Linked DNA regions of Mus musculus: region 1 is linked to region 2. A link is a contact called in ENCODE POLR2A ChIA-PET data. All regions are on one chromosome and are shown on one strand. Each heading gives the region's core, a stretch centred on a gene start or an enhancer-like site at or near the end of the contact. The rest is flanking DNA. Distances are from core to core; before and after follow the strand shown. Region 1 overlaps Plekhm3 (pleckstrin homology domain containing, family M, member 3). Region 2 holds the start of 2810408I11Rik (RIKEN cDNA 2810408I11 gene).

Region 1 (5,524 bases), core at 686-3,185, 230 kb after region 2:
GAGGGAAGCACCGGAGGCAGCCCTAAGCCCACTCTTGGTCCCTTCCCACATTCAACTTCAGTCCCACTCATGAGCACTGCCCTAAGTGGGCCATCCAAATCACACCCAGACTACAGAACAGTCTCACGAGGAACAGTTTTGAAGGTGAGCACTGCATCCCTGTCACACCATATAGTCACAGGCTCTTGAAACTATTGTACTCAATTGCTAGGTTTCTTAATTGCTGGAAACTTAACTGTGTGCCCCAAAACCAAGAAAACGATGTATCTGCTGAGTAGGTACACATGTCAAATTCCTAAAGAAAACAAGCATGTTTTAATCTAATGTACATGGCAGTTATGAAAACCAAATTTAGAAACACTTATGGCCATATACTAGATATTTTAATAAACTGAACAATCACCTTTTAAGCATTAATATTTTTAAATCACAGGTTCCTTATTGTCAAATACAATGCTGAATTCCAGCCTGTGTTTCACTAAAGAAGCACACCTCATTTTCTATCGTAGACGCTTTTGACAGAGGCCATAGAAAAGCATCCCCAAATAACACTTCTGCAGCACCTCGCCCAGCATGCATTGCTCTGCTCAAGAACTTTCTGTGACGTCATGGTCAAACATGAAGTTCATCTGCATTGAGTGCCTTTTTTATAGTCCAGAAATGATCTTCTACAGTCCTACCTGGCTCTACCTACCTCTGACGGCTCGGGGATCTGGAATGTGGCTGTCACATCTGTGAATCTGGTCGTGGCTGCTATTTGGCAGTTACCAATGTTATTATTTAATATCTAACATTCCTAGCTGCCTACAGTCTAATGAGGGAAGGGGTTACGTCCACATTTCTAACACTCTGACCTCAGGCACAGCCATGCACTTGGCAAGCAGAGAATAAGCAAACGAGCACAGGAATGGGTTCTCAGCCGTCAGGAGGTGGGACTGGAGAGCTCAGGGGTCCTCAGGAGACTGGCGTGAACATGGTTAGCTTTCTGGAGAGCTCAGGGGTACCCAGGAGACAGACTTGAACATGGTTAGGCTTCTGTAGCAAGGGCTTGCTAAGCAGCCACGGAGCTGGAAAGGAAGCTATGCAGCTAGCACACACAACTATCCTAAGTCTAAGCATGAGCCAAGAAATATGGAGTTATGGCTCCCCATATAGCTTCAAAACCATAACCTCAGGCATCCTGGTATGGTCATGCTCCATTTTCTCTGTAGGAACTGTTTAAAACTTAAGAGACCTAAGAAGTCTTCACTTAGAGAAAGAATTTAGTGAAACAGGACCAACGGTCCATATTTTATATATGTAAAAGCCAATATTTGTAGCTCCTCTAAATAGCAACCAAATGACAACAGAATTAAGAGCCTACTCAGTGCAACCTTATTCATCCAAAATATTTAATGGGGGAGGGACTAAGTAAACATTAAAAACTTAACAGTCTAAAGAGATACACTAAAGCCATGAAAGTCTGTGAATTTGCTTCTCAATGAGTGCATGAAGTCCAATGTGCTAAACTGACTGGCAGCCTGGAAGGCAGACATGCTAGTTCTCTAGCTGCTTTTCCACCCGGTCTGTGTCATCAGCACACAGTTACAAAAAGCAAAGCAAGTGATTTAAATCACCAATGCTGAGAGAAGCATGGATCCTTAAAAGGGCCATCTGCTATAGCAACCTCTTGGACGACTAACAGCCTCCCACTAATTTAAAAAACATTCAGGTTTGTATAACAAAGCTTTTTCTTTTCTTTTCTTTTTCTTTTTCTTTTGAGACTCTGCCCCCTACAGGACACACAGAATAATTCCCAACCTGAGGCAGAAAAACAATCTTCCTGGTTTAGCACTGGGAACGAAAATGCCTGCAAACCACATATGCTGTAAAGGGAGTGAACTGGTTTTACTCTTGAATGCAGTACACTGTACGTTACACACTTACAAGTTAGCGGTCTCTCTGAGTTAGAAACGCACCTGCACCCCATCGGACTGCCAAGCCGAAGCATGAAGCACCAGCTGCGCAAGCGAGCAACCCAATTCCACTTGTAACCCTGTGCTGAGCTCCCTGCTCTCCGTACTCAGCTACCCCCAACAGTCCAGATTTATCAAGCTCCAAATTTAGACAGCCAAGGGATGCGTCGTGTCACAGGGAACTGGGTGACAGACACTGCCAGAAAGGTCTGCTCTCACCCATTATGTAATACTTTCCCTCTTCTTCGCTTCCTTCTTCGGGCCTCGGCTCCTCGCTTTGCCTTTCCCTGTTTTTCTCTCTCCAAGCTTTAGTTGCACTGGGCCTGCTCTCCAACACTCCCTTTACTCAATGCAATGCAACATATGGGCAATGCATGCTCCTTCAGGAAGCAAACTGAGAGACAGGTGAGAAGTGTTAACTGAGTGGCAGCCTTCACAGCCCACGCAGGGCTTTCTTCATTCTCTTACTATACAGTCTCTTAAGGCAGAGACTCCAGTGACTAACTTGAGAACAAGGCTGGGCTAGTCTCCTATTTTCCAATTACAAGGAATTTATGGACTCTATCAGCAATCTAATGTCACACAAGTAAGTATATTATGAATTCAGGATGCCTATCCTGTAAGCAATTAGTAGAGTATTACTGAATGCCTGAATTCCAAAATATAATAATATAGGCACCAAAAAAACACTGAAATGCTAACAATTTCAAGAATAAGTAAAATAAATAAATGACAAATTAAACAAACCAAAACTACTAAAGGTAGTATTTTCTTATCAAAAACACTTCCAAAAGTAGTTAACTGGTTCAGCACAGGTCTGCTCTTGTCATATATACAGACACACACACATTACCTCCTATGGCTTCTATGCTGGCTCTCAACGTGTTTTTGTTTTCTGAGACAGGTTTTCATGATCAATCCTAGACTGGTCTCAAACTGGCAATCCTCCTGCCTCGAAGCCTTCCCAGTGTTAGAACTACAGGTGGCACATCTGCTTGTGCTGGTATTTCTGGCTCAGAGTTTCCCCTTTTGCCATCCTCACTGCAAAGTTCCTATGCACAGTCACTAAGACCCTCCTTAAAGTCCATTGTTTTCCGATAGAAAGGTGGCCATCGTGACTCTAGTGAATTTAAAATGTAGGTTTTCATTCTGACCATCACCATTTGCTTTTTTCAATGCAGGGCAAGAACAGAGCATAAACTCTTGGCTGGTGGTGAGATCTTTTCACTTTTAAACGCATATTTATAAGTCTACAATGCTTGAATTAAAAATTTCTCCATCAGGCTTCCAATTAAGTCTGTCTTTGTGGTAAGTTATCATCACAAATGAAAGGGAGGTAACTTTAATTTAGCTTAGTAGGTGAACAAATCTGGTTTAGGGGGAGGTCTTTTCTCACCTTTCTCTTCCTATTTCAGTGTTTGTGAGAGGCGAGGAGAATGGGGATAAAGAGGAATAGCACTGTTGAAGAGCTCTGAGTGAGGTCCACTCTGTCAATCTTACAGTGTTCCAGGGACACTGGGCTTCTTCCCCTCCTATCTCAGCAGTCATCTGCTCTTCACCCTCTTTTGGCCATCCCCACGCTGTCCTCAATACTGACTTTATAGAGTCTACTGGAACAAGATTTGACAAGGTCATGATCAATTTCAGCTGCTAGCTAGGAACAACATTTGCCTTGCCTAAGGAATGTCAGTAGTTAGCTGGGATGCAAAGTTCTGTCATGAAACAATCTGTGACATGCACAGTTACAGTGATCATTATTCAAGAAGGCAGAGGAGATAGAATCCTGCTGACTCAGGAGGCCTAAATCCCATCCTGGCCAGGCATTGGCCAAGTCATTGTGATTCACTGAGGTAAGCATAGCTGCTTCTGTTTACATTACCAAAGGGCATTAGGATGGATAGATTTTGTTCGGTTTGGTTTATTTTTGAAAAAAGGCCTCACACTGTAACACAGTAGCCCTGACAGACCTGATACTTGATACGTAGCCCACACTAGCTTCCAACCTAACTTAGCCCCCTGTGCACTACTTAGATTTTATTTTATTTTATTTATTTATTTTATCTCACTTCACAGCCCTAGCTGACCTGGCACCCAGCATATTTTTAATGCAGTAAGTACACTTCTTAGAGAAGAGATGCTTTTGATATACAGACAATTGTAACACCAACATCTACATTGTTGAATGAGAAGGGTTAAAGGTGAAATGCCACATAGGGCTTGGGGAAGGAAGCTCCAGCATGAGCATCAGGCTAGATGAAATGTTTCATACCTGCACATTTGAAACTCTGAGCAGTGAGTCCTCGCTCCAAAGACAGCGTGGTCAGGATGCTCAGGAAGCTGGTGGTCACAGACTGGCGTTTGTTCTTCCGCAGCTCGCGGCCATCTAGCTGATCCTTGGGCTTGTTCCGCAGTGTGACTTGCAGGTTTTGCTCAGAACTCCTTGCAGCGTTGGCTGCTGTCTTCAGAGCCTCCATCCATTCCTGAGCCCTCTGTCGGGTCTCAGCCCGGAGGCGGAGGACATCCTGGGGAAAAATGACTTGAAAGCAAGAGTCACAACCATCCAGGTTGTCTATCTGCACAGCCAGACACACATCCACATTGTAGCTCAACAGGGGATCTTCGTCTAGCTTGCCGGGGTGGAAAGCCATAAGATAGGCCTTGCTCAGCACAAATGTAAAGGCCTTCCAGTTGTTTTGGACAGTCAGTCTGTAGAGTGTCCCTGATTTGAGGATATTTTGGTACTGTTTGGGGCTATCCAAGACAGGGGAGGCCAGCAGCCCACTGGATTTCTTCTGTAAACAGTGGTTCTGTGCACAGTCACCATGATGGATGAGTCCTGGAGAGTTTGCCATCTCACCCTGCCGTCCCATGTAATTGGGTACAGCAGCATGCACGACTTCCCAGAGCTTCTGCCCCCAGTCCAATGCCTCCCATGGAGACTCTGCCTTTAGCTGCAGTTGAGAATTGTCATAGAGAACAGTGTCTACCATCCTAGCTTCAAGATTGCCTAAAACAGAGATGCTCTGGAAGTGGGAAAGCTGGTATGTGGCATACAGGTTTTGATTGCCACTGCTATCAAGGCTGTAGAAGTTTAAGTTGTAGGGTGAGAGTTCTGCATAACAGCTCTGCCAGTAACTGTCATGGTTCTTCCTGATCTCCAGATAACCCTTCTTCAGGATGTTTGGGAATGTCTGCTTGTGTTCTGGAAAGAAAAAAAGAAAAGTCAAAGTAATAATTAATTATGAGAAAACAGGCACATAAAACCAATCACATTGGGGTGGGAGCGTGGCATCTTTCTGGTTCAGATAAAACAAAATAGTGACATTCTACGTGGCACCCAACTGGCAAGACATATCTGGGAAATGTTTTACCCCGAGGTAATGAACAAGCGCAAGAGTACATAGGGAGCACACGATGCCGCTGTGACGCAGGGGCCTGGGTGCCACACAGAAATGCCGAGAAAGCTGTGAACAAAGCACGTGTGTCCTGTGCATCAGCCACATTGCCAGGTCCTCCCTTTGTATGTAAATTCCATAGAGCTCCAGGACACAAGAGCGCACTCCTGCACA
Region 2 (5,551 bases), core at 842-3,341:
GCCAGTAAAATGGCATTTGGTTTTCATTAAATATAATATAATTTCTGGGAGATACAAACAACTTCTACTCATACTTCCATTTCCCCCAGTTATTTTCCAAACTGTAACCTTATAGGAAAACAGGGGTCATGAAGTGAACTTTCCCGAAACTTCTCTACCAGCAATGTCTCCATGTCACATATGTCTTTTCTCCCTGCTTGCTTCTGCTTCCCAAAGCTTACCTCTCCCAGATATTTCTGCCTTCTTGGGGACATCACTTATTAATTCCTCCTTTTCTTCGAAGTCTGAAATTGTGTTGTGCTCATGGGCTCTTACTCTTTTAGTATTAAAGTACTTTCATCTTGCTTTTTCTCCCATCTTAAGAGAAAATTTCTTTAGTTATATACCCTCTGCCTTCTTCTCCCCTCAGGATTCATTTTCATACAACACTTAACAATGTCAAAAACTTTCTTCTCCAAACTTATTCTTCTTTTTATCTGTCTAGGGGAGCGGCATCAAAACCCGCCTACCCTCTAAATCAGAACTTTAGACTTTTTTTTTTTTTTTTTTTTTTTTTGCCTTCTACTTCTGTTCTCCCTCCATATCCAATAGGTAAGTACTTCCTATTTCACTTAGGAAATAAGTTCTTTGTCCACTTAGTCACCAGTGCCCTTTGTTGGAGTTGTCTTTCTTTCCTAGGAAAAGACTAGGCTTCCTTAACTAGACCTTTCTTCCCTTCCTTCTTACTGTCCAGAATAACATAGTCTTAAATACACATGACAATGACTTCTGAACTTCATGTTCAACACTTATTTCCAGTATAAAATCTAAACTCTTGGTCTGGAGAGATGGCTCAGCGGTTAAGAGCACTGACTGCTCTTCCAGAGGTCCTGAGTTCAATTCCCAGCCACCACATAATGGCTTACAACCATCTGTGATGGGAGCCAATGCCTCTTCTGATGTGTCTGAAGACAGCCACAGTGTACTCATACAAATACAATAAATATATACATTAAAAGAAAACAACTAAACTCTTGACCTCATTGACTTTGGGGTCAGATATTTGTGTTTGTACTCCAAGAGCAGCAGTGTGAACTCGTACAGCTAGATTCTCCAAATCTTTGCTTCTCATTTGCCTAAATTTACTGGGAGCCTGGACTGCTGGACTTCAGGAACAGAAATGAACGAGAAGATTCAATTAGGGAAGATATTTAAAATCCCCAAGTGAAAAGATTGCTCTTCCTTAAAATGAACACTACCAAGCACCAACAGTCTCTGTCATTTTCCCTAACCGTGACTTCCTTTCACAGGTACTCGGAGATAAACCTGGAATCCAGACTATTCTGGCCCCTACACGAGCAGTAACCTTGTCATGTAACCTTGAGAAAGTTACTCAGTTTCTGCATGCTCCCCCTACCCTGCCACCGATCAGTAAAATCTGGGAGATCGAACATTGGACTGCTCTTTAGACTTAGCGCTAAGGGAGCTCGGTTGGCATGGTTGGCAATACTTGGTGCATGCTAAAGGTCAATTGCTCTCTACCATCCCCATCACTTAGGACTGTGGGCACCCCACAGTGTGGTTCTCTATTTTGTGGGAGAAAACTGTTCTCTGCATTGCTAGTTAAAGAAACAAAGTCTGGAAACTCCTGTCTTGTGATGGCAGAAAACAAGCGAAACCGGAGTTGCTGGCTCCCAGCTTTTCTGAACCGAGAGTTTGGTCCTTATTTGACGTACGAGGAAATTGAAGAGTGACGTGTCCTCGGGTTTCATGCAAGACACAGTCACGACTCTTTATTGAGAGTAAGGAGCGAGCCCCGGGGTTGCTATGGCCAAGTTGCAAGCGAGAACGTAACACTGGGAAGACAGGAGAAGAGCATTTAGCCATATACAACCGGCTAAGTCCAGTGCAACTTACTTGGGTGAGCAAAGGGAAGCTGTCAAACATGGAGAGACCAAACTGCTGACAAAACCAACTCTTCACCAGGCCGGACCTTCGGGGCCCGCCTTGAAGGGCGGCCTCGAGTAACAAACTGCCGCAGCTCCCCAGTAGGAGCCGGACTCGGCGCAGCTCGAGATGAATGGAAACCAGAATTCGCGCGGCTCAGCTTAAGGGACGGGGCGGGGCTTTGTGAGTCACGTGCCTGGGCCGTAGGCGGGTGCGTGGAGGGAAGTCCGGGTCTGATTGGCTACCCGTCACCAGGTGACCGCGGAGCGCGTTCCGGTTGGCAGGAGCCGGCTAGCGGCCTTCAGTTCGGAGGCGGCGACGGAAGGAGGAGGAGCTCCGGCCGCGCTCTCGGCCCGCAGTGGCTGCGTCTCCCAGCGCTTGTCGGGTCCCCACCCCTTTTAAATAAGCCGGGCTGGTCGCCGCCCTCGCAGACTAGTCCGCTGTGGGGAGGCGGCGGCGGCGAGCCGGCGGGGGTGCGGCCGAGGCCGGAGCCCTGCCCCGGGCTGGGCGGCGGGGCGGGCGGGCGCGCAGCGGGCGCGGCGGCGAGTGCGGGCGGGCGCAGCCCCGCTCTGCCCGGGGCTGCCGGCGCCGACCGCGCCATTGTTGGGGGAGGGGGCGGGCGCGGAGTCCGGGGCGAGCGGAGGCGCAGGCGTCGGCCGAGCGGAGCGGACGCTCCCCATGGGGAACACGCTGACCTGTTGCGTGTCCCCCAATGCCAGCCCCAAGCTGGGCCGGCGCGCGGGGCCGGCAGAGCCCGACTACGAGTCCGAGGTCTACGAGGCGGCGGCCGGGGACGCGGTGGCGGTAGCGCCGGCGCCCGCTGCGGCCGTGGAGCCCGCCGAGTTGGATTTCGGAGCCGGCGAGGGCCACCACCTGCAGCACATCAGTGACCGAGAGATGCCCGAAGGTGAGGAGGCAGCGGGCGCGTCCGGGCCGTGGCGCACCTCTGGCCTCCACCGACTCCCTGGGTCCCGCTGGGAGGCGGCCGCCGCCTCGGGTTCCTTCCTGCCGGGATTATTCCTGGCGCAGGCCTGGACACCGGGAATGAGGGCTGTGGCTCGTGTTCCCACCCCTTATTCTTTCTCGGCCACGTCTGGCCAGTTTCTCTCCCACCCCTACGCCCAGTTCTTCACTCTTCCCATTCTCTCATTCTGACCCGGGACCCTGTACCCGGCACCGCTTCCTCTTTGTACTGCTGTGTACCGTCCAGTGGAACTTAAGACTTCAAGAGACTATAATTGCCCCTTTTCTTAATAAAACTCCCAGGTACCCCTAACCTCAGAATAGCCATCCCATCTCTCTGTCCTTACTTAGGCAGATGGTACGTAAGGTAAGAGCATAATGTTCCTCTTGCTCTGAACGAGTTGAGTAACTGATACTAGAGCAATCTAGATTCAGCATGGTTAAAGATTTCTTATTTACGTTCAAGTAGAGATTGCCACCAAAATGTGTATGGTATTAAGTAGGATTTTGAAAGTAGCCTCAATAATAAAGGTTGCTTTATTACTTTCAGTTATAGTTGGAACACAGAAAGAGGAGACTTCTGTGAAAGATGTTAGTTTCTTTCCAGGCTTCAGAAAAGTACTGCTTCCCCTCCCTAACAAGGAGTAGTTCTGCTTGCTTTAAAATTATCATTTTGGTAAATACATCGCCATTTAACAAATTTCATTTATTTTACCTCTTCCAAAGGAAGCAGGGTGGGGAGAGATTGTTCATTGGGCGTTTAAATGGAGCCAAAAGCTTAAATTTAGCTTTAAATTAGTAATGTAAAGGTTTGGGATTTAAGAAGACAGCCCCCTGCGGGTGCCTGTAATATTTGTTTCTATGGCTCCATTTCCCTGCACACCTTCAGCCTGGAGGTTCTTACTTGGTGCTAAGAAAGTTGAAGCTCGAAAACTGATCCATTGCAGGGTGAGCTGGCTGGGTAGGTAGGAGGGAGAAGAGGAAATACTTGGTGTTTTATAATTATAAAATTTTTGAAAATCTGTGAATTGGGTAAAAAGTAATTCTAGATAGCAGTGTGGTTATTGAATGAAGGCTACAGATCTATAAGACAACGTATCATGAGATGTTTAAGCTACATTGGCTTGTTGGCTTCACTACAAATGAGTTCCTTTAGAATAACTTAAGGCCCATGATCGATACACTTTTGTAACTTTTTGTAATAGTCAAATGTTGTAAAAGAATGTAAAGGTAATTGTATCTTTAAACAGTGGAGTGTGTGTTTATGAAAACTGTCCAGTTTCAATGTTGTAAGTTAAGCCTCTGGATTTACAAACAGTATATGGGTAGTGTTGAGTGAGAGTCCAAATAGGACCTTTTTATAATTCTTGAGGGATTACAGCACAGTATCATGTATGCCTATTTGTTCCTCCCAGATACAAAGGAAGCCTGTATGCATTCTCACTGTATTGTTGATGAGGATGCAAAGTTAAGATATGACTGAAACTGCTTCTGCATAGAACTGCTCTAAACTGTGGAGGTGGAAGATGTGCTGTGGAGGTGGGAGATGTGCTGAGTTGGACTCTTAACAGGAAAAAAAAATCTTGTCAAAATGTCTATTGTATTTTGACTTGTACAGTAGAACATGTGGTACGTGGTCCTCCCCGTCTTAGTCTCAGTTAGCTGATGCAGAGGCAACCTTTCTTTCCTTAGATCTCGTAGCTCATATGTACTCTCAGTGAAAGAGGAAAGAAAAGGGCAGGTAAGAGTGGGACCTACATTGATCCTGTAAGTGGGTCTGTTCTGCTAACTGTGAGTTGAAGCTGAGAATGCTTTGACAACATTAAGAAAGGCTGGCAAGAGGAATGTCAGCATAAAGTTATAGGACAGGAAATGCTTAGAAGTTTTTGTAAAATAAGTGTGTGTGTGATCATAGAATTTCAGTTTACTAATGTGCCCATTAAAATTTCAGTTCAGTATTTTCTCTAAATTTCATTTTTAGATCTGGAGGACTAGTTTAAGTATAGCAAATACAAACTCATAGGCTTGATCCTTAGTGCTGCCAAAACTGTCAAATTAAATTCCTTGGCATTCACTACAGTGATAAGAAATGTCAGCATTTGACTGGATCAAAGCACCAAATATATATAAACACATGAAAATTTTCATTTAATATCTTTATTTTAGAAAAAAGTTTTATAAGTTTCCTTGGAATCTGAGAAATATTTATTTAGATTTAAAGGTAGCTTTTTATTATAATGAATTGTTTTGACTTTTTTAGATAAAATCATAAATGATGTTCTCTTTTCCTTTGAAACATGTAGGGCATTTAAAGTCACTTTCCAGACTTTCTGATTAGTATTCCCTAACCATTGGCTCTAGCACTGTATCTGATATAACTGATGGGAAGTGACTTGAGTAACTAGAGCAGAGTAAGGATACTACTAAGGCTTTTTCCTTCTCAGCCTTTCATGCAGCTCTCATGCTCTCTCATGCTCTCTCAAGCGACCCTTTCTCCCCATCCCTTAGAAGGGTGATAGTAGGGAAAGCCTCCGAGCAAAAACTCCCCTGGCCAGTAGCTTTTGACCATTTTTTTAAAAAGACATGTTGGTAAGATACAGAAAATACAAATAAACGATTTGTTCACAGTCATCAAAGCTAACATTTATTAATATTTGGGTGC

Evidence for each region. ChIA-PET counts read pairs that join two places held with the same protein, here RNA polymerase II (POLR2A).
Region 1: POLR2A ChIA-PET joins it to region 2 with 22 read pairs in embryonic stem cell. The contact joins the enhancer-like site here to the promoter of 2810408I11Rik in region 2. POLR2A ChIA-PET finds 5 or more read pairs at or near these places in 3 of 5 experiments (Patski and embryonic stem cell).

The regions. Positions count from the first base shown.
Region 1 is chr1:64,917,326-64,922,849 of GRCm38, forward strand. Plekhm3 (pleckstrin homology domain containing, family M, member 3) reads right to left here. Exons shown (of 8, transcript NM_001039493.1): 3 at 4,225-5,157. Among named protein-coding and RNA genes, the nearest start is that of Gm51628, 33 kb to the left of the region's middle. Within about 2 kb of position 1,936, at least 3 of the 3 ENCODE cell types and tissues checked have a DNase peak (open chromatin) inside an H3K27ac peak, as active enhancers do.
Region 2 is chr1:64,688,568-64,694,118 of GRCm38, forward strand. It overlaps 2810408I11Rik (RIKEN cDNA 2810408I11 gene), which reads right to left and starts at 2,092. Exons shown (of 2, transcript NR_038009.1): 1 at 1,897-2,092. Ccnyl1 (cyclin Y-like 1) reads left to right here and starts at 2,778. Exons shown (of 10, transcript NM_001097644.1): 1 at 2,778-2,833. The coding sequence starts at 2,824.